Linked DNA regions of Homo sapiens: region 2 is linked to region 1. Evidence: chromatin loops called from intact Hi-C (ENCODE). Cell type or tissue: Caco-2. All regions are shown on one strand. Each heading gives the region's core, and the rest is flanking DNA. Links, peaks and the distances in the headings are about the cores only.

Region 1 (10,038 bases), core at 1,393-9,392:
AGTTCTTATCTTCTCTGCCATCAGCATGGCTGAAGGGGGAGAGGGTGGGTGTTAGGGAAAATCCAGGGACCCTTCCACACAGGAGGTACTCTGGGGTTCCATTCAGGAGGGTGCCAGATAATTCAGATCACTCTACCCAGGCTTTTTGGCAAAAAACAACCCTCACCCTCCGTAACTAGTCATCTTCCTTGTCCCTCCTCCTCACTTCCCTTCCAGGGCCTTCTAAGCAGCTTACTTTCTTTTGTAAAATCAATCACCAGGAAAGGGGAAAAAAAAAAAAAAAGAGCTACAATGGAACAAAACAAAAACATTTAACAACTTTGACACAGGGGCTCAGCACCTCTATCTGAGCCCCAGGGGTCCAGGCTGGGGCACGGCTGGATGGCCCTTCTCTACTGGTAGTGCCTTTGCTCCCAAGTGCAGGAAGAGGGCTAAAGAGAAACCTGCCCCTTAACAGGGCTGAGGCACACAGACCTGCTGATGTCTGATGCCCAGAGGTTATGTTGGCATGGACCAACCTTGGAAGGGATAGGATGAACAGAGGGATCTGGGCAGGCTGTTGCTTTATCTCAGGTCTTGGATCCCCATGGGACGATGGTAGGTGTGAAGTGGTTAGCCCTGATGGCCCCTGCCACTTCTGGCATGCTTGTCACAGATACATCGGTCCTAAATTCAAGTGTCTTCAGAAAGTGAAGATGTAAACTACTCTTTGCAACATTAACTCCTAACATGTTACCAAAAACAAAAACAAAAACAAAAACAAAAAAAAAGGAAAGAAAAGAAAAAGCTCCCCTACCAACCACCAGCCGATGTTGAGATGAAGTCCTCACCTCCCTGCCCCAAAGGGGCTTCCTTTCAGGGATGTCTGTGAAGAAGATGGCAGCCCCCTGGCCTGGGAGTAAACTCTAGGTAATAACAGCCTTTCCCCATACCCTAAGGCTTCCTTGTGCCCCAAACCAGCAGAGGAAAAACACTGAGGTTTCTGTGGTGCTGGATACAGTACAGGGCTGCGTGACCTGAAGGAAAGAAAGGAAAGGAGAAGGGGGTCCAGGAATCCAGTGTCCGGTACAATGTGGGGCAGGCACCAGACTGGGCAGGGAAAGGCCTCGGATACCACCATCATAGCAGAGACCAGACGCTCATCCTTGGTTTGAGACATGAAGTCACAGGAACTGAGATGGGCTTCCCACATACCAACCACTGGGAGGGCAAAGGTGGGGAAGGGCACAGGCTAAAAATTAACAAGGTGCCCAAGGTAAAGGGCAAGCCCTTGTCAGCCTGGGATACTGTCTCCTACTCCCAACCTTTGGGCCCAACAGAGGAACCAGTTGAAAAGGAGGGCCAAAGACATTGCAGTAAGTAAGCAACAGGACAATGAACTCCATGTTGCCCAGATCCCACTGAGAGTGAACGTGCAGTCATGCCCATAACCGACACACATCCCAGTCCATGTGGGTCAGTCCTTCATCACCCTCCCTGCCTTCTGACAACAGCAGACTCCAGCCATTCCATTATCATTCACAGCCCAACCCAAGCAGTCAGTGGCTGAAGAAAGAGAATCAGGTATACTCTATGTCCACATATACCTTCCTGCCACAGGGCTTCACCAACTGGCAGGATTCCCCCCAGCCCCCAACTCCTCCTCATCCCTTGTTCCCAGGCGGGTCAATTGGAGAGTGAGCAGAGATAGATGGCTTGCAGAAGGGTATGCAAGATGGGGAGACTCCACCAGACCTTAGGGAGAGAATGGCATCTTTCTCCACCTTTTAAGAGAGACAGAGCCTCCCTGAGGTCTCAAAGATTTTTCAGGGCAACACAAGAAACGTTTCCAAGCCTCAGCTGCAGGTGTTCACCTTTCCACTCTGGGGTGTGAGGAGATGGTAAGCTGAGGACAAGTGTGTTCCAGATGCAGGCCAACTCTGTTCTCCAACAGTTTGAACCAACTTGGCCTTGGGGTTCCAAGGGTAGGATGAAGGGTGTCACGGCAGGACGGGGCCTGGCGTGAGGCAACAGCAAGCAGAGCGAGGACACAACAGTGGCAGCAGTGTACAGACACAGGACGTCAGCTTCAAACGATGCAACAGCAGGGATATCTTGGGCACGGCTCTGATTCGAGCCACTCCCAACTCTCTTGCCTCCAGGATGGAGGCACTGTACATGCAACAGTCCAGAGAAAGATTCTAGCCAGTCCAAGCCCAGGCACATCCAGAGAAGGTGGGAGCTCTTCGGGTTGACTCCACCGAGGAAAACAGGCATTTGGGTATTTCAGATTCCCGCTCCACAATAAGGCAACTTTTAAAAAAATATTATTTCCAAAAACAAAACAAAAATTCCAAGGGGAGGGGAAAGACATTACTTTCTGTGGATTAGGTGGGGGTTTTCTGATTTTTTTTTTTTTTTTGGTCTTTTATGGTCGATTTTGTCTTTTTTCTTCTTTTTTCCCCATTTTTTCAAGGATGGAAAGGTCAGAGAAAAATAAAATAAAACATCTTTCAATAGTCTTTCCTGGTAAAAGCAGCGTCTCTCTGGGCTGGGGAGTAAAGGGTGTGGGGCAAGGGGAGTGGGGAGAGGCTGAAACCTTCCCCCAAACCCCAGTTTTAGATCCTTTGGTTTCCTTCTCCCAGAAGATGGCAGAAGGGCATGGTGGGAACAGCAGGGAGAAAATATGGTGATGACAAACCCCAGATGATCAAGGGGCTGATGCTCCTGGGGCCCAGAGGTACCACCAGAGCCTTCTATGAGACAGTGCTGGGCAATGGGGGGGCCCGCAGGGCCTTCTTGTGGGCTGCATAGTTGGCTTGAGGGGGAGCAGGAGGTTAGGGGTGGGGACCAGGGTTGCAGCCTACTAGCCTCGGGCAGGGCTGCAGAGTGATTTTGGTAATCCAGATGAACTATCAATAATTTAAAACTTGATATATATATATGTATATATATATAAAAATCTCCCCCCTTTCCCTCCCCCCTTAGAAGAAGCTAGGATGTCAAGAGTCATGGAGAGAGGAGGGGGAAGGGGATGTAGAGGCTCCTGCCCAGGGGTACCTCTGATAGCCCAAATGGTGTATACATTGCTACTCAGCACAAAGGCCTGTCCTAGTAACTCCAGGCCTGTCCCTTCATTGTCCCCTTTCCTGGGACTGGGCACCCCCATGGACTCTTACCCACCCTACCCCTTTCCCCCCTCAAGCCCCAGGGCTAAGGAGCTTTTCACTTTCCCAAAGTCTGTGTGTTCGAGTGCTGGCTTGTCCATTTGGCATCTTCCCGGACAGGCTGGCCGGTGGGTGGTGTAGGGGGTTGGCTGATCATGGCAGCAGGCCTGCTGGAAGACTGGGAGGGGCACCGCTTCCTGCCCTCACCGCCGCCACCTCCTGCTACCACTGAGTGTCGCTTGTGGTTGCCCTCCTCACCCATGGGGGGCTGCAACAGAGGAAGGAGTCACAGGTGATCAGAAGCACTATCTACGCCCTCTTCCTTGCCAGGCCCGTCTAGACACTTCCTACTTTCTACCTCCAAATATAGAAAATGAATGGGTTTAACCTTAAAAATAAATTATAAGTTATTAAGCGTTTCTTCATGCCAAGCCTTGTGCTGTTTTATGCACACTCTCTCATGGGGTCAGCATCACCCTTTGATGTGGACCCATGGACATCTGATTTTATAGATGAGGAAACTGAAGCACAAAAAAGTAACTTCCCCAGGGTCTCATAGCTGGTAACCGATAAAGACAAAATTTAGGTCTACCTGCCCCAAAAGGCCAGGCTTTTATCCAACCTCATTTCTGCTTCCCTTCCAAGAAGGGATCTCTTGCTCAGAAATGTGGAATGTGGCATGCAGTATGCTGCGACGTCTCAGCTCAGAAGGCCCAGATCCTTCTGGGGATCACCTCATTCTCTTCAAGGTCCAGAGGATCCTGAACTAAGACTCAGACCATGCTCCAGACTGGCCTTACCACTAACAAAGGTCTTATAACCCCGAAGACAGACGTTTCCTTCCCATTTTGGGAACCAAAACTGAGTCCTTGTTCCACCCTAATAGGTCTACTTATCACAAAGGTTCTCTGTGACTTGTACCCTGCTCCCCTCCCTTCTCCTCCTCAAGGGTGGAAATGCTTAAGAATAAAAGAAAACAGATTTGTGTTTATATTGAGAGACCTGAGTGGCTCTGCCATTATGTCACTGGATGGCCACGAACCTCAGTTAACCTAATAAGTCCTGTCTGCGTCACCACATAAGGGTTAAATAAGGTCAATGTAAAGTACCTGGCACATAATAAACACTTAATAAATGGCAGTTTTAAAATAATAAATGTGATGATTTGGCTGTGTCTCCACCCAAATCTCGATCTTGAATTGTAGTTCCCATAATCCCCACATGTCGCGGGAGGGACCAGGTGGAGATAATTGCATCATGGGGGCAGTTTCCCCCATCTTGTTCTCGTGATAGTGAGTGAGTTCTCACAAGATCTGACGGTCTTATAAGGGGCTTTTGGGCCGGGCGCGGTGGCTCATGCCTGTACTCCCAGCACTTTGGGAGGCCAAGCAGGTGGATCACAAGGTCAGGAGTTTGAGACCTGCCTGGCCAACATGGTGAAACCCCATCTCTACTAAAAATACAAAAATTAGCCAGGCGTGGTGGTGCGCACCTATAATCTCAGCTACTCAGGAGGCTAATGCAGGAGAATCACTTAAACCCGGGAGGCGGAGGTTGCAGTGAGCCAAGATCGTGCCACTGCACTCTAGCCTGGGTGACAGAGCAAGACTCTGTCTCCAAAAAAAAAAAGGGGGGGTGGGGGGGGGGGGCTTTTACTTCCCTTCACTCTGCACTTCTCCTTGCTGCCACCATGTGAAGAAGGATGTATTTGCTTCCCCTTCTGCCAAGATTTTAAGTTTCCTGAGGCCTCCCTGGCCATGCAGAACTGTGAGTCAATTAAACCTCTTTCCTTTATAAATTACCCAGTCTCAGGTATGTCTTTATTAGCAGAGTGAGAAGAGACTAATACAAAATGTTAAGGGCTAGTCTAATTGTCATTTACTTGCATTTGCCTTTTTGCTAAAAGGTTTGAAGGGAATAAGACAAAGAGACATCTCTACTACATTATAAACTCTCAGAAGGAAAAACTGAGCCTCTTTCCCTTATCTCTAAAGCACCGAGCACAGAGACATCCAATCAGTATCTGCTGAATCAATTAAATCACTCCAACTTCCCTTGATATACCCAGCAGTAATAACCCAGCCCTGCCACTGGATGTCACCGTTGAGGCGCTGCTCCAAGAACATAAGAGACCTGGGCATTAATTTATAAACTGGGGTTGGAATTGGCTTTTTCCAGAAAGAACAAATGTGTGTATCTTGGATACCCATCCTGATCAACTAGTAGTGGCTAACTTGGGCACAGTAGCAAGGAGGATGGTGAGATAGGAGAGAAAGAGCATTATGATGGTACCACAGAAAGGGTAAGCAGGAGCAACCATACAACTATCTCCAACTAGCCTTCATTGGCCACTCACTCTCCATTTTAAAGGTGAAAAAGCAAAGCCCAAATTGTGGGGAGCAGGGAGAGGGGTTCCTGGGCTAGGGGCACAGCTGGACCAGAATCCAAGTATCCTGATTCCTGGTCCAGTTTTCTTTCCAGGACAAGCAGAGTTAGAGAAAGAGTTTCACTTACATCTACTCGGAAGTCTTCAAGACGTCGGAATTTGCCGAGGTATTCTTGCAGTTTGGGGTCAATGTCCAAATTTTTGGCTTTGGAATATTTCAAGAAGGCCCAGAACTTCTCCAGCCCATACAGTTGGCCTGTAGGGAGAGGTACAGAAAAGCTGAGCTGGTGAGGATAAAGAAGCTCAGAGGAGAGAGGGAGGTGTTGTGTAATACACAGAAAGACCCAGGTCCAACTGGGGAAGAGGAGGCCTACATGACCAGGCCTCACTCAGATCCAACTCTGGCTCTTACCAGCTTCATAGTCCTTCACCGTTTCCTCCTGAAAATCCTTGAATATGTCCAGCCGGAACTTCTTTTCCAGGCCATAACTGTAGTATCGAAAAAGGCACTCCAAACCATATCTGTAGAACACAAGTCAGTGAAATCAGGGCAGTTTCTTCATCTGTAAAACGGGAAATGTGCCTGCATAACAGAGGAACTATGAAACAGTTTAAACTACATGTTATTTCTGTATTGAAAAAACAGCATACACGCTTTTAGAATGCTAGTCTAAGTGGGTCCAGCATAAAATGTTCAGAGATTTCCTGCAGTCAAGGAACTCTGTCCCCCTGCCACAGACATTTGTTTACTCCTATTCTTTTATGAAGTATCTATGGTTGCTTTCTGCTACAATAACAGAGTGAACGGAGTTGAGTAATTACGACAAACACCTTATGGCCAACAAAGCCTAAAGTATTTACTGACTCTTTCTAGAAAAAGTTGGCCAATCCCTGGTATAACTCTGCAAAGCCATTTGACCATGCCAATTAGTAGGTTTGTTCATTTATCTGACTCAGAAATTTCACTTCAAGGAACACATGCGGCCAGGCGCTGTGGCTCATGTCTATAATGCAAGCACTTTGGGAGGCCAAGGCACGCAGATCACTTGAGGTCCGGAGTTCAAGACCAGCCTGGCCAACATGGTGAAACCCCATCTCTACCAAAATACAAAAATTAGCCAGGTGTGGTGGTGGGTGCCTGTAATCTCAGCTACTCGGGAGGCTGAGGCAGAAGAATCGCTTGAACCTGGGAGGTGGAGGTTGCAGTGAGCCGAGATTGCGCCACTGCACTCCAGCCTAGGTGACACAGTGAGACTCGTCTCCAAAATAAAATAAAACAAAACAAAAACAAACACATGCCAATAGATTTAGATCTTTTTTTTTTCTTTTTTTTGAGACAGAGTCTCGCTCAGTCACCCAGGCTGGAGTGCAGTGGCACGATCTTGGCTCACTGCAACCTCTGCCTCCTGGGTTCAAGCCATTCTCCTAGCTCAGCCTCCCGTGTAGCTGGAACTACAGGCATGTGCCACCACACCCAGCTAATTTGTGTATTTTTAGTAGAGACGGGGCTTCACCATGTTGGCCAGGCTGGTCCCAAACTCCTGACCTCAAGTGATCTGCCTGCCTCGCACTCCCAAAGTGCTGGGATTACAGGTGTGAGCCACAGCACCCAGTCCAGATTTAGATCTTAACAGATGTACCAAACTGTTTACAGCAGCATTAATTAAGCAAAATACAAATGTCAACGAATAGAGATGCAATTAAGAAAAATCATGGCAAATCTATACAATGGAGTAATATAAGCTATTAGAAATTAATAGTAAGGCAGGGCGCGGTGGCTCACAAAGTAATCCCAGCACTTTGGGAGGCTGAGACAGGCGGATCACAAGGTCAGGAGATCGAGACCATCCTGGCTAACACAGCGAAACCTCGTCTCTACTAAAAATACAAAAAAAATTAGCCAGGCGTGGTGGCAGGCGCCTGTGGTCCCAGCTACTCGGTAGGCTGAGGCAGGAGAATGGCGTGAACCCGGGAGGTGGAGGTGGAGGTTGCAGTGAGGCAAGATCGCACCACTGCACTCCAGCCTGGGCGACAGAGCGAGACTCCACCTCAAAAAAAAAAAAAAAAAAGAAATAGTATAAATGTATACTTAAGGATACTGAAGAATGCTTACAATAATACATTATCAAATGGAAAAGACATGTTCAAACATGTTAGACGTAGAATGAGCCCATGAGTCCATTTTTGTAAACAAGTATGTAAATTTTACAACTACACATGCATACAAAGTCTGGAAGAGCACAAACTTCATAGGATGAGCTAAATACATTAAATATGCCAAGAAGAAACTAGGAAGCTTGATGGCAGAAGAACACTTGCTGTCTCTGGAATGATGGATGTTTTCATCAGCTTTTCCAAACTTGTCTTTTTTCATGTAGTTTACAGAGAGCACATTTTACATTGAAAATTGGGGAGGGGGTGGGGGTGTGGGGAGGTCTTTTTTTTTTTTTTAATAGAAACAGGGTCTTACTATGGCAGAACGATCGCTTGAGCCCAGGCTGGTCTCGAACTCCTGGGCTCAAGTGATCCTTCTGCCTTGACCTCCCGAAGCGCTGGGATTATAGGCGTGAGCCACCCAGCCAGGAAAAAAGGACTCAAGGTTTTTTTAATAGCAAAATATTGGAAACAACCTAAGTATCCACTAATAGGAGATGGACTAAATAAATCATGGTACATCCATATAAGACCATGTTACAGCCCATAAAAAAAGAACAACAAAGTTAATTATGTACAGATATAGAATGATCTCCAAAATATAGTATTAAACAAAAACAAATGCAAGGTGCAAAAAATATTATAACGTAGGCCAGCTTTTGCGTAAACAAAAGGAGTGGTAGTGGCATGGAAGACTACACAGATGTCTACTTACTTACATAGGGTCCTTTATAAAGGACCCACAAGATTCTAATACTGGTTGCCTGTGGGGAAAGACACCAGATGGGTGGGGGACAGGGATAAGACAACTCTTCATTATACAACCTTTTAAAATGTTTGAAATTTGAACCATGTGAATATACTGCTCATTTAAAAACAAATTTTTCATCAAGTATATGAATGAACATACACATGCAAGGAATTTCCAACTACAGTTCTGGAAGCAGACCAACTAGGGATCCCACATCATCCCTAAGCACCAGCCAAAGTCCCCCACCCAAACCTGCTCACCTGTAGCCTTCTTTGGCGTCCTCCAGAGCCAGCTGCTTGAACTCCTCATACATCTTTTTGTTGAAGTGATCTCGGAGGAAGAAGGACCAGAAGCGGAAGAGTGTGTTCATCTCCTGAGACTGGCCAATGCCCAAGCGTTTCCGCTCTGATGGGAAAGAAAGGAGGAAAGGCATGTCTCAGGTTCAGGCTGCCCTTGCTTCAGGGAGAAAGGATCCTGGAACTTAAGACTTGGTCCTTTCTCATGTACTTCCAAATCCCCTCACTCATCATCTGCCACTCAGTCATTCAGCAGATATCTATTGAGCACTAACCACTCTGCCCCAGGCCCTGATGCTGGGAGCTGGGCCTGTACTTTTCCAGGAGCAGGTGGCAGCAGCTTCTGAACCAGGCTGGCAGTCTAGCTCTTCACCTCAACTGGTACTACTTTCAAGTGCCGTCGAGACAAGACAAGGCATGAACAAATTGTTTGTAAATTCTAACAAACTGTATTTAGCTCATTACCAATATTTACCTCAAGAGTCCTACAATAGTCACAAGTACAAAACAGTAATATCAAAAAATGCACAACACCAAAAGCACAAGCAACAAAACAAGAGAAAATGAATATCATTAAAACAAAAAAATTTTGTGCATCAAAAAAGTGAAAAGATAACCCATAGAATCAGAGAAAATATTTGCAAATCACGTATTTGATAAAGGAATTCCTACAACTTAATAACTAGAAAAACAATCCAGTTAAAAAAGCATCTTGGCTGGGCAAGGTTGCTCACGTCTGTAATTCCAGCACTTTGTGAGGCTGAGGAGGGAGGACTGCTTAAGGCCAGGAGTTCAAGACCACCATGGTCAACATAGTGAGACCCCTGTCTCTACAGAAAACTTTTAGTAATTAGATTGGTATGGTGGAGCATGCCTGTAGTCCCAGCTACTCAGGAGGCTGAGGCAGGAGGATTGCTTGAGCCCAATAGTTCGAGACTGCAGTGGGCTATAATTAAGTCACTGCATTCCTGCCTGGGTGACAGAGTAAAACGCTGTCTCAAAAATAAATGTTAAATAATAAAAATAAAGAAAAATAGACAAACAATAACAAGTGTTGGAAGGATGTGAAAAACCAGAAGACTCACATATTGCTTTTAGAAATATAAAACGAAAATTTTATATTTCAATATAAAATTCCAAAATTTCCACTTTGGAAAACAGAGTTTAATTTTGTCAAAGGGTTAAACATGGTTACCCCATGACCCAGCAATACTACTCTTCTAACCAAAATAAAGGAGAAACTACGTCTACAGGAAACCTGTATGTGAATATGCCCAGTAGCATCATTCACAATAGACAAAAAGT
Region 2 (10,038 bases), core at 977-8,976, 56 kb before region 1:
GTGGCTCATGCCTGTAATCCCAGCACTTTGGGAGACCAAGGCAGGCAGATCACCTGAGGTCAAGAGTTTGAAACCAGCCTGGCCAACATGGCGAAACCCTGTCTCTACTAAAAATACAAAAATTAGTAGGGCATGGTGGCGGGCACCTATAATCCCAGCTACTCAGGAGGCTGAGGCAGAAGAAAAGCTTGAACCCGGGAGGCGGAGGTTGCAGTGAGCTGAGATCGCACCACTGCACTCCAGCCTGGGTGACAGAGCAAGGCTTCATCTCAAAAAAAATAAATAATAAATAAATAAAAAATAAATGTTCAACAAACCTCAGCCCACATAACAGACCATCCACTACCTCCTTAGCCTTCAGCAAGTTACTGCCGAGAGGCCTGTGATCACATTCAAGGAAGCTTACCTCTTTCATCCTAAAGAAAGCCATTCCTGTCAGCAGTGAGTCTGAGCCTGCCTGGTGCTGCCTTCCAATCCTCTGCAAATCCAACTGATCAGCAACTTCCTGAAGACCTCCCTGGAGATGTATGGAGAACAAAGATAATATTACAAACCCAACATGCCCCTACTGGAGCCAACTAAGTGCAGTTATGAGTTCACTGAATTCTAGCAAGAAGTGGGGACAGGCCATTTATTTAACAGGCCTTAGTAACCTCTTTTTAGCTCTTTTATTCCCTTTTTCCAGACGCTATATTGTGCTACATCCTACATTTTGCTCCTTTCCATGTTGTTAATTTTTCCAGAACTCTGCCATTAAAATCAGAATTGCAAGGCTGAGGAAATAGTAAATCCCACTCTAATTCTAGACAGCAAAGCTCTATGTCAACAATTTATTACGGTACCAAGTTCTAAAACTTTCTAGAGTTAAGAACTCCTCTAAGAATCTGTTATACCACAGACCCCATCCCTAACAAACAGCATTTATACCTTTTCATTAGGTTCATGGCCCTCGAGTGAAGAATGCCTGCCTTAAGATGACAGAAGCAGAGGGTTCCCTTCATGGCCAGGTTAAAGATCGTTACCACACAAATATCTGACCAAATCAGCTTTATATTATACCCTGTCTACCACCACACTAGCATCTAGTACTCAAAAATGCATGCTGAACACGTAACAATAAAGCAAAGTCAGCTTTTTTTCTGTCCTTCTTTTTGTTACTGGTATTAAGAAAAACATCATATACCTTAAGATTTTTGCAGCTCTTCATCAGGTATTTCACATCATAAATGGATGGGAAGAAAAGGTTCAGAATATGAAAGAATTCATGTTCCTCTTCTGGCAAACGAGAATCTGTAAGCAACTTTACCATATAGCCAAAATCATAGCCACTACAAGAGAATAAACCACAGAGGTTAAAAAAGCAGTGGTTATCAGGCCCCAGTGTTCAACCATTTTATTTCTCAAAGCTTGTAAATGCTACTTCATGTTAGGAACTTTCACTTTTTCTGAGTAGTTTATCGTACTATAATCTGAATCTTTTTTTTTTTTTTTTTTTTTTGAGACAGAGTCTTACTCTGTTGCCCAGGCTGGAGTGCAATGGCACGATCTCGGCTCACTGCAACCTTCACCTCCCAGGTTCAAGCAATTATCCCTGCCTCAGCCTCCCAAGTAGCTGGGATTACAGGCACCCGTCACCATGCCTGGCTAATTTTTGTATTTTTAGTAAAGACAGGGTTTTGCCATGGTGGCCAGGCTGGTCTCGAACTCCTGACCTCAGGTGATCCACCTTTCTCAGCCTCCCAAAGTGCTGGGATTATAGATGTGAGCCACTGCGCCCGGCCTATAATCTGAACTTTCTAATAACAACCTAACAGACTAATATGGGAGATATAAAAAAGTACCCAAGGGGTTTAATTGTAGATTCGATTCACCAAAAATCCAAAAGTACTGAGAAGTTAAAATAAGGAGAATCTGGCTTTCAAGTACCTAAGAAACTCCGAGACAGCCATTTAAAAGATAACCAAGTACTGTGACCCTCTACACCCACCATATTCCCACTTGGAATTAAACCCACTGATAGCCACATGATAGAGCCAAATACTGTGTGAAACAAACCAGTATATGAGCCCCAGTGTTTTGTGAAAAACTGAAACATGGGCAACAAGCACCAATTCAACTTCTGGCTGCTGCTGCTGAACAGAACAGTCACTAGGACTGCAAAAATGACTAAGAATTCAATTCCCTGCTTCAGTGTAGCCCAAAGTGAGAGAGAAATACACATTCCCTAGGACTGACCTATGAAATGAAAGCCATTTGACATTGTCACAGAGAACCACTCCTGATGTCATAAGCAGCTCTGCAAAGTGCAGTGTGTCAATCCCTTCCTCTTCATGCTTCTGAAACTGTAGTCCTGAGTTAGCAAGGAGATCTATGGAATCCTGGGAGTACATGTCCTCTCTAAAAAACAAGGTGTTTATTTATTAACTGGTGAATAATGAAACAGAAGTAGTGGCCACACTATTACCACCACCTTATAATTATAGTACAAGTATTTTTGAAATGCTTTTCCTAACTTAATAGATCAATTCACTCTTTCCAACATTCAAACAAGCATGCAAAGTAGATCATATTTCTGTGACAGATAGAAAAATGAGATTTTCCTCCATAAACTAAATTTCCTAATTATAATAGGTATACATTTGCTCATTATTTAAAAAAAAAAAAAAACCAATAACACCAGGCACAGTGGTGCACGCCTGTAATCCCAGCACTCTGGAAGGCCAAGGCAGGAAGATCACTTCAGACCAGGAGTTCCAGACCAGCCTGGGTGACAGAGTGAGACTCCGTCTCAAAAAAAACAAAACAAACAAAAAAAAAACAACACACACACACACACACAAACAAAGATTAGCCAGGCATGGTGGTATGCACCTGTAGTTCTAACTACTCCGGAGGCTGAGGTGAGAGGATTGTTTGAGGCCAAGAACTGGAGGGGACTCACACCACTGCACTCTAGTCTAGGTGACAGAGCAAGATCCTGTCTCAAAAATAAAATAAGTAGGCCGGGCATGGTGGCTCACACCTGTAATACCAGCACTTTGGGAGGCTGAGACAGGCAGATCACTTGAGGCCCAGAGTTCAAACCAGCCTGGCCAACATGGTGAAACCCTGTCTCTACCAAAAATACAAAAATTAGGCCAGGCGTGGTGGCTCATGCCTGTAATCCCAGAAATTTGGGAGGCCAAGGTGGGCGGATCACGAGGTCAAGAGATCAAGACCATCCTGGCCAACGTGGTGAAACCCTCTCTCTACTAAAAACACAAAAATTAGCTGGGCGTGGTGGCGCACGCCTGTAATCCCAGCTACTTGGGAGCCTGAGGCAGCAGACTCACTTGAATCTGGGAGGCAGAGGTTGTAGTGAGCCAAGCTCGCGCCACTGCGCTCCAGCCTGATGACAGAGCGAGACTCCCTCTCAAAAAAAAAAAAAAAAACACAAAAAAACAAAAATTAGCCGGACGTGGTGGCATGCCCCTGAATCCCAGCTACTCAGGAAGTTGAGGCATGAGAATCACTTGAACCCAGGAGGCAAAGGCTGCAGTGAGCCAAGATGGCGCCACTGTACTCCAGCCTAGGAGACAGAACAAGACTCTGTCTCAAAAAAATAAATAAACTTAAAAAAAAAAAAAAAAAAACCAACAAGGCCGGGTGGGGTGGCTCACGCCTGTAATCCCAGCACTTTGGGAGGCTGAGGTGGGTGGATCACCTGAGGTCGGGAGTTCGAGACCAGCCTGACCAACATGGAGAAACCCCATCTCTACTAAAAATACAAAATTAGCAGGGCGTGGTGGCACATGCCTGTAATCCCAGCTACTCAGGATGCTGAGGTTGGAGAATCGCTTGAACCTGGGAGGCAGAGGTTGCAGTGAGCTGAGAAAGCGCCATCACACTCCAGCCTGGGCAACAGGAGCGAAACTCTATCTCAAAAAAAAAAAATAAACCAACAAAAAAATATTGAGGCACAGATGGTGGGCAGCCAGCTAAGATGACCTGACGCGCCTTCCAGCTGATTCAGGCTGCTTGCCTCAGACTCAGACACCGCCACCATGGCCAGTGAGTCTCAGGGGATCCAGCAGCTGCTGCAGGCTGAGAAATGTGCCACTGAGAAGGTATCCAAGGCCCATGAGCAAAAGACCCAGAGGCTGAAGTAGATCAAAGGAGCAGCTAAGGATGAAACTTAACAGTACCACCTGCAGAGGGAGGAAGTGGTCCAGGCCAAGGAAGCCACAGCCCTGGAATCCCAGTAGCTGCAGCACTCAAGTGGCGTAGGAAGCCCAGAAGAGGACCAGCCTCCAGACCTACTTCTGGCAGAACAAGGCTTGGATAGCCTCTTGGCCACCGTCTGTGACACTGAGCAGAAATCCATGAAAACTACAGCATAAATGGAAAGGAGTGGGAGAAAGAAGTGCCTGTTCCATGAACTGGCGTTTTAGATGCCCTCAGGGAACATAAAGCTTTGGCAAAGCTCAAGTTATATTCTTATGAAGTAAATAGGTCGGGTGCGGTGGCTCACAACTGTATGTAATCCCAGCACTTTGGGAGACCAGAGTGGGTGGATCACGAGGGTCAGGAGTTAAAGACAAGCCTGGCCAAGATGGTGAAACCCCGTCTTTACTAAAAATACAAAAGTTAGCCAGGCATGGTGGGCACCTGTAATCCCAGCTACTTAGGAGGCTGAGGCAGAGAATTGCTTGAACCTGGGAGGTGGAGGTTGCAGTGAGCCGAGATTGCACCACTGCACTCCTGCCTGGGTGACAAAGCAAGACATTACCTCAAAAAAAAAAAAAAAAAAGAAAAGAAAAGAAAAAGAAAAGGCAGTAAATAGGTGGGGCATGGTGGCTCATGCCTGTAATCCCAGCACTCTGGGAGGCCAAGGCGGGCGGATCACAAGGTCAGGAGTTCGAGACCAGCCTGGCCAACATGGTGAAACCCCGTCTCTACTAGAAAAATACAAAAATTATCCAGGCATGGTGGTGGGCGCCTGTAATCCCAGCTACTCGGGAGGCTGAGGCAGGAGAACTGCTTAAACCCGGGAGGCAGACGTTGCAGTGAGCTGAGATTGTGCCACTGCACTCCAGCCTGGGTGACAGAGCAAGACTCTGTTTCAAAAAAAAAGAAAAGGAAAGGAAGTAAATGATTTCTGTATATTACATAGCAGGTCCCTTCACTTCTTGGAGAGTAGCAAATCTAGCTTCTTTGTACAGACTTACAACTTAACTAAAGCTTTTATATTTTAAAAAAGACATTAAAAATTTTTTTTCTCTTTACCTCGTATTTCCTAGAAATGTAATGGGTATGTGTTGTCTGTTCTCCTATGTCTTTTAGCTCAAGCAACACATGTATTATTGTTGACTTTTTCTTTCTTATATCTAGTGAAAGGAAAAAAGTTCTTTGAAGAAAGAAAGAAATTAAGTTTTCTTTTTCCCTAATGCTTCCATGAAGGTCAGGGGCTTTATCTATGAAAAAGTAGCAAATAGTTATTTGTAACCCACGTGAAGCAACAGCCAGCCTTAAAGTAGTCTATTCCTGCTAATGGTTCAAACAATGAATACTAGTGTAATTGTTTGAGCTACTTGTAGTTTCTCTTAATCAAAATTACTAGATGACAGAATTAAATAACTTGTAACATGTTATTACTTGGTATACAGATGATTATCTAAAAGACTCTGTCATGAAAAAAACTGAAAAAATTAATGGTCGTATAATGCTACCCCACAGATCCAATACCTTTGTTTACAGATCTTTCCAGACTATTTTCTCTATCTACACATACACACCTACATCCCTTACATCTCTACATCACAGACCATCTTTACAAATCAATACTCATCCATTGTAACACTGTCATAATATTCCACTCTAAAGATATATCCATTAATTCAACCACAGGAATTATTTATAATACCATGTAATACAAAAGTAAGGAAATAAGCTAAACGACTCCTGTTCCACTAGACTTTCACTTGCTTTTCATATAAACTTGGGTTAGACAATAAGAAAACCACTGCAATCTTGATTTTTTTCCACTAAATTAAAACCAATGATGAATCACAAGTTTCTTTTCCACTTAAATAAACATTTTTTTTTTGTTTTGCTTATTATAACTAGGCTTCAATCCCAAGTAAACATTATTTTTTTTCTTTTTCTTGAGGCAGAGTCTCATTCTGTCACCTAGGCTGGAGTGCAGTGGCACAATCTCGACTCACTGCAGCCTCCACCTCACAGGTTCAAGTGATCCTCCCACCTCAGCCTCCTGAGTAGCTGGGATTACAGGCACCTGCCAGCATACCCAGCTAATTTTTTTATTTTTAGTAGAGATGGGGTTTCACCACATTGGCCAGGCTGGTCTTGAACTCCTGGCCTCAAGTGATCCAGTGATCCACCCACCTCGGCCTCCCAGAGTGCTGGAGTTACAGGCGTGAGCCACCACGCCCGGCTGCAAGTAAACATTATTTTAAACCCAAACATACCCAAACCACTCAGTGAAATAACTCATTTTTCTTCCTTGTATTATATTATTTTTATGGTACAAACTACAGGCTTTGACAATAAACTAAAAAATGCAGTTAAAGGAAAGATCCAGATGATCTCCCAAAATTACTTGAACCTCAAGGAAATTTCCAAAACATACGAACAACAATAAAAAAAATTACTCCTTCCAGGAACAATGGCTCCACCTGTAATCCCAACACTCTGGGAGGCCAAAGCGGGCTGATCACTTTCTACAAAAAATCAGCTGGGCATGGTGGCGTGCACCTGTAGTCCCAGCTACTTAGGGGGCTGACGTGGGAGGATCAGATAAGCCTGGGAGATTGAGGCTGCAGTAAGCCATGTTAGCACCACTGCACTCTAGCCTGGGTGACAAAGCGAGACCCTGTATTGACAGGAAAAAAAGATTACTCCTAAATCATGAAACACTCCCGATGCCCAGTTAAACAAAGCAGGATACAATAGGAAGTACACTAACATCATTTTATGCAATCAGCAAAATGACAGTCTCCCCGAAATTTTCTTTGAAAATTCCTGGGCATACATCCAAAAGAACTGAAGGCAAGACCTTGAAGAAATATTTGCACACCCATGTTCATAGCAGCAATATTCACAACAGTCAAGAGGTAGAAAAAACCCACGTGTCTATCAACAGATGAATAAACAAAATGCGGTATATACATACCATGGAATTTTCCACTGCCTAGGAGTGGAATTGCTAGGTCATATGGCAACTCTATGTTTAACCTTTTCAGGAACTGCAAAACTATTTTCCAGAATTTCCCCCAAAATTCTATATTCCCAGCAGCAATGTATGAGGGTTCCAATTTTCTCCACACCCTCAACAACACTTATTATGTCTTTTTGACTATAGCCATTCTAGTGGGTGTGAAGTGGTATCCCAATGTGGGTTTAATTTGCATTTCCCTCATGACTAATGATGTTGAGCATCTTTTCATGTGCTTACTGGCCATCTGTACATTATCTTTCAAGAAAAGTCTATCTTTTGCACATTTTTAGTTGGGTTGTTTATCTTTTCATTGTTGAGCTGCTGCAGTTCTTTAAGCAGGACTTCACTTGCTGAGATTCCCTGTTCCGTCCTCTGCTTGACCGCTCTATCCAACACCCACCTGGATTCAGTGAAAACAAAACTTAAAATTAACGCATTTATTTAGAAATCACTTACGTAAGGTTAAATTTGAAATTGAACTGCCAAGTATTGATTCCAGAAGGATACTCTCCCTTCTCATTTGTGAATGTAAGGCCCAGCTGGATAATTTTTAAAAGGTCAACATTGCACCGCAGAAGCTGATATTGGTAATCTATGGAACTACGAAATTCACCAATTGGTCGCACCACAACACCTGGAAATTCTGTGTCCTGGAAAAGGAAAAAGTCTCTCATCACAAGGTTTCACAAAACAGTGGATGCTGAATTGGTAATTCATAAATAAAATTTTACCTCCATTTATAAAAGTTATGTGGCAAGCCCCAAACTTGGGCACAAAATTCTTTTTGTGTTTTTTTGAGATAGGGTTGGTCTGTCTCTGTCACCCAGGCTGGAGGGCAGTGGCACAATCACAGCTCACTACAGCCTCAACCTCACAGGTGCAATCAATCCTCCCACCTCAGCCTCCCTAAGTAGCTGGAACTACAGGTGCACACCACCACACCCAGTTAATTATTGTATTTTTTTGTAGAGATGGGGTTTCACCATGTTGCCCAGGCTGGTCTCAAGTGATCCACCTGCCTCGGCCTCCCAAAGTGCACAGATTACAGGCATCAGCCAACACACCCAGCCAAAATCCTATCTTAAAATACTGATCTTGTTGGTATCTACTGAAGAAGCACTAAAATCATGAAGCTTTGCACAACAACTTGATCCTAAATAAGCAGAATGTCAATAGAAAGAGTTGAGTAACTACAGGTAGATATGCAGTCAATTAAGAACATTCTAGGTAGAGAACAATATATGAATAAAAATACAAATACAGGGAAGTGAAACAGCCATTCAGAAAAAAATATAAAGAGACAGGCTTAGCTTGAGTGAAAAGACTGGAAGGAGCTCTGAATACCAAGCTAAAGACTTAACTCTGTAATTTCTTTTTTTTTTTTGGGACGGAGTCTCGCTCTGTCCCCCAAGCTGGAGTGCAGTGGCACGATCTCGGCTCACTGCAAGCTCTGCCTCCCGGGTTCACGCATTCTCTGCCTCAGCCTCCCGAGTAGCTGGGACTACAGGCGCCCACCACCATGCCCGGCTAATTTTTTGTATTTTTAGTAGAGGCAGGGTTTCACCGTGTTAGCCAGGATGGTCTCAATCTCCTGACCTCGTGATCCGCCCGTCTCGGCCTCCCAAAGTGCTGGGATTACAGGCGTGAGCCACCGCGCCCGGCCAACTCTATAATTTCTAAAGCAGGAGTCACAAACTCCAAGCAGCTAATGTAAAGGAGTAAAGTCAGCTAGGTATGAAAATAGTACAAGTAATCGGGACTGGAGTAAAACAGAGAGCACATGCCCGTCTACAGGAGGCCCTTAATATTACCACAATACTCATCTCTCTCTCCAGCCAGTGTCAGGCAGGAGTGGATAACAGATATTGCCAGATCTTCCTATTTTTTTTTTTCAGAGATGCCAGAAATCTGGAATTCAAGTGAGTTCTATTGACTTTTAAATGCTGGCAATAAATTTTTAAAATTCTTAACATCGTATAGTCAAATCCAACATATCTGTGGAACAGCTGGGCCCTAGGGGATGACGTAACTTCTGCTTTAAAGACTTTCAAACAGAATAATGTTATAAAAAATCTAAGATACTAGAGGTTACATCCTTCTCAGAGACACTGGCTACCTTGATATTTCATGAAGCAACACAACCTTCCATCCGGTTTAATTTACAATGGCTTTAGTGGAACATACCCATTCTTTTCAAAATCTCAAATTAAACATTCCCTAAACCCATCCATATAAGAAGGTGAGTCAAGCTGGGCATAGTGGTATGAGCCTGCAGTCCCAGCAACCTGGAAAGGTGAGGTGGGAGGACTGCTTGAGCCCAGGAGTTCAAGGCTGCAGTGAGCTATGATTGCATCTGTGAATAGCCACCGCACTCCAGCCTGGGCAACAGAGCAAGACCCCAACTTTAAAAGTGACAAAGAAGGTGAGTCAGAGTAGAGCTCCTTACCATGGCAATATAACTGTAACTGAGCACGATTTCTCGGATCTTCCTCATCTCTTCTTCTAGATTACTGGCCCACACTTCACAGATAACCTGGCTATTCTCCACAAGTGCTGCAGGCATCCTGAAGAAACCTGAGAAGTCGTCTTCAGCTAACTAGTTTTACAGTGCAAGCCAGACAATGTTTGGTCTGATCTAGATTGTAAAACATTTTAAAATCATGTAAGTTTACACACACATAAGATGTCAACACAACAAAGACATCAAAATAATATTTTACAATCACTTCATTAGTTTAAAACATTAAGATTATATTTATTCTCCATTTTATATGATGGAGAAACTTTGTCAACACACACACACACATGCACACACGCACACA

Evidence for each region. A loop is a pair of places that touch in the nucleus more often than their neighbours do. Peaks named below come from ENCODE experiments on the same cell type or tissue, not always from the same donor. Only the 100,000 strongest peaks of a DNase experiment are listed, where the experiment ranks them.
Region 2: a loop joins it to region 1, with 5 times the contacts of the local background. A loop is called at or near these places in 16 of 110 quality-filtered maps.

What each region holds. Positions count from the first base shown.
Region 1 is chr5:154,807,263-154,817,300 of GRCh38, reverse strand. LARP1 (La ribonucleoprotein 1, translational regulator) reads right to left here. Exons shown (of 19, transcript NM_033551.3): 16 at 8,698-8,842; 17 at 5,945-6,054; 18 at 5,661-5,788; 19 at 1-3,414. The coding sequence ends at 3,205. Among named protein-coding and RNA genes, the nearest start is that of MIR378H, 17 kb to the left of the region's middle. In Caco-2, for the core only: a CTCF peak has its summit at 5,242 (motif pointing right); a DNase peak (open chromatin) is centred at 5,250.
Region 2 is chr5:154,863,020-154,873,057 of GRCh38, reverse strand. CNOT8 (CCR4-NOT transcription complex subunit 8) reads right to left here. Exons shown (of 7, transcript NM_001301073.2): 2 at 9,663-9,851; 3 at 7,673-7,866; 4 at 2,236-2,397; 5 at 1,184-1,328; 6 at 407-517. The coding sequence starts at 9,779. Among named protein-coding and RNA genes, the nearest start is that of CNOT8, 9.4 kb to the right of the region's middle. In Caco-2, for the core only: no CTCF peak of the experiment used is centred there; a DNase peak (open chromatin) is centred at 4,227.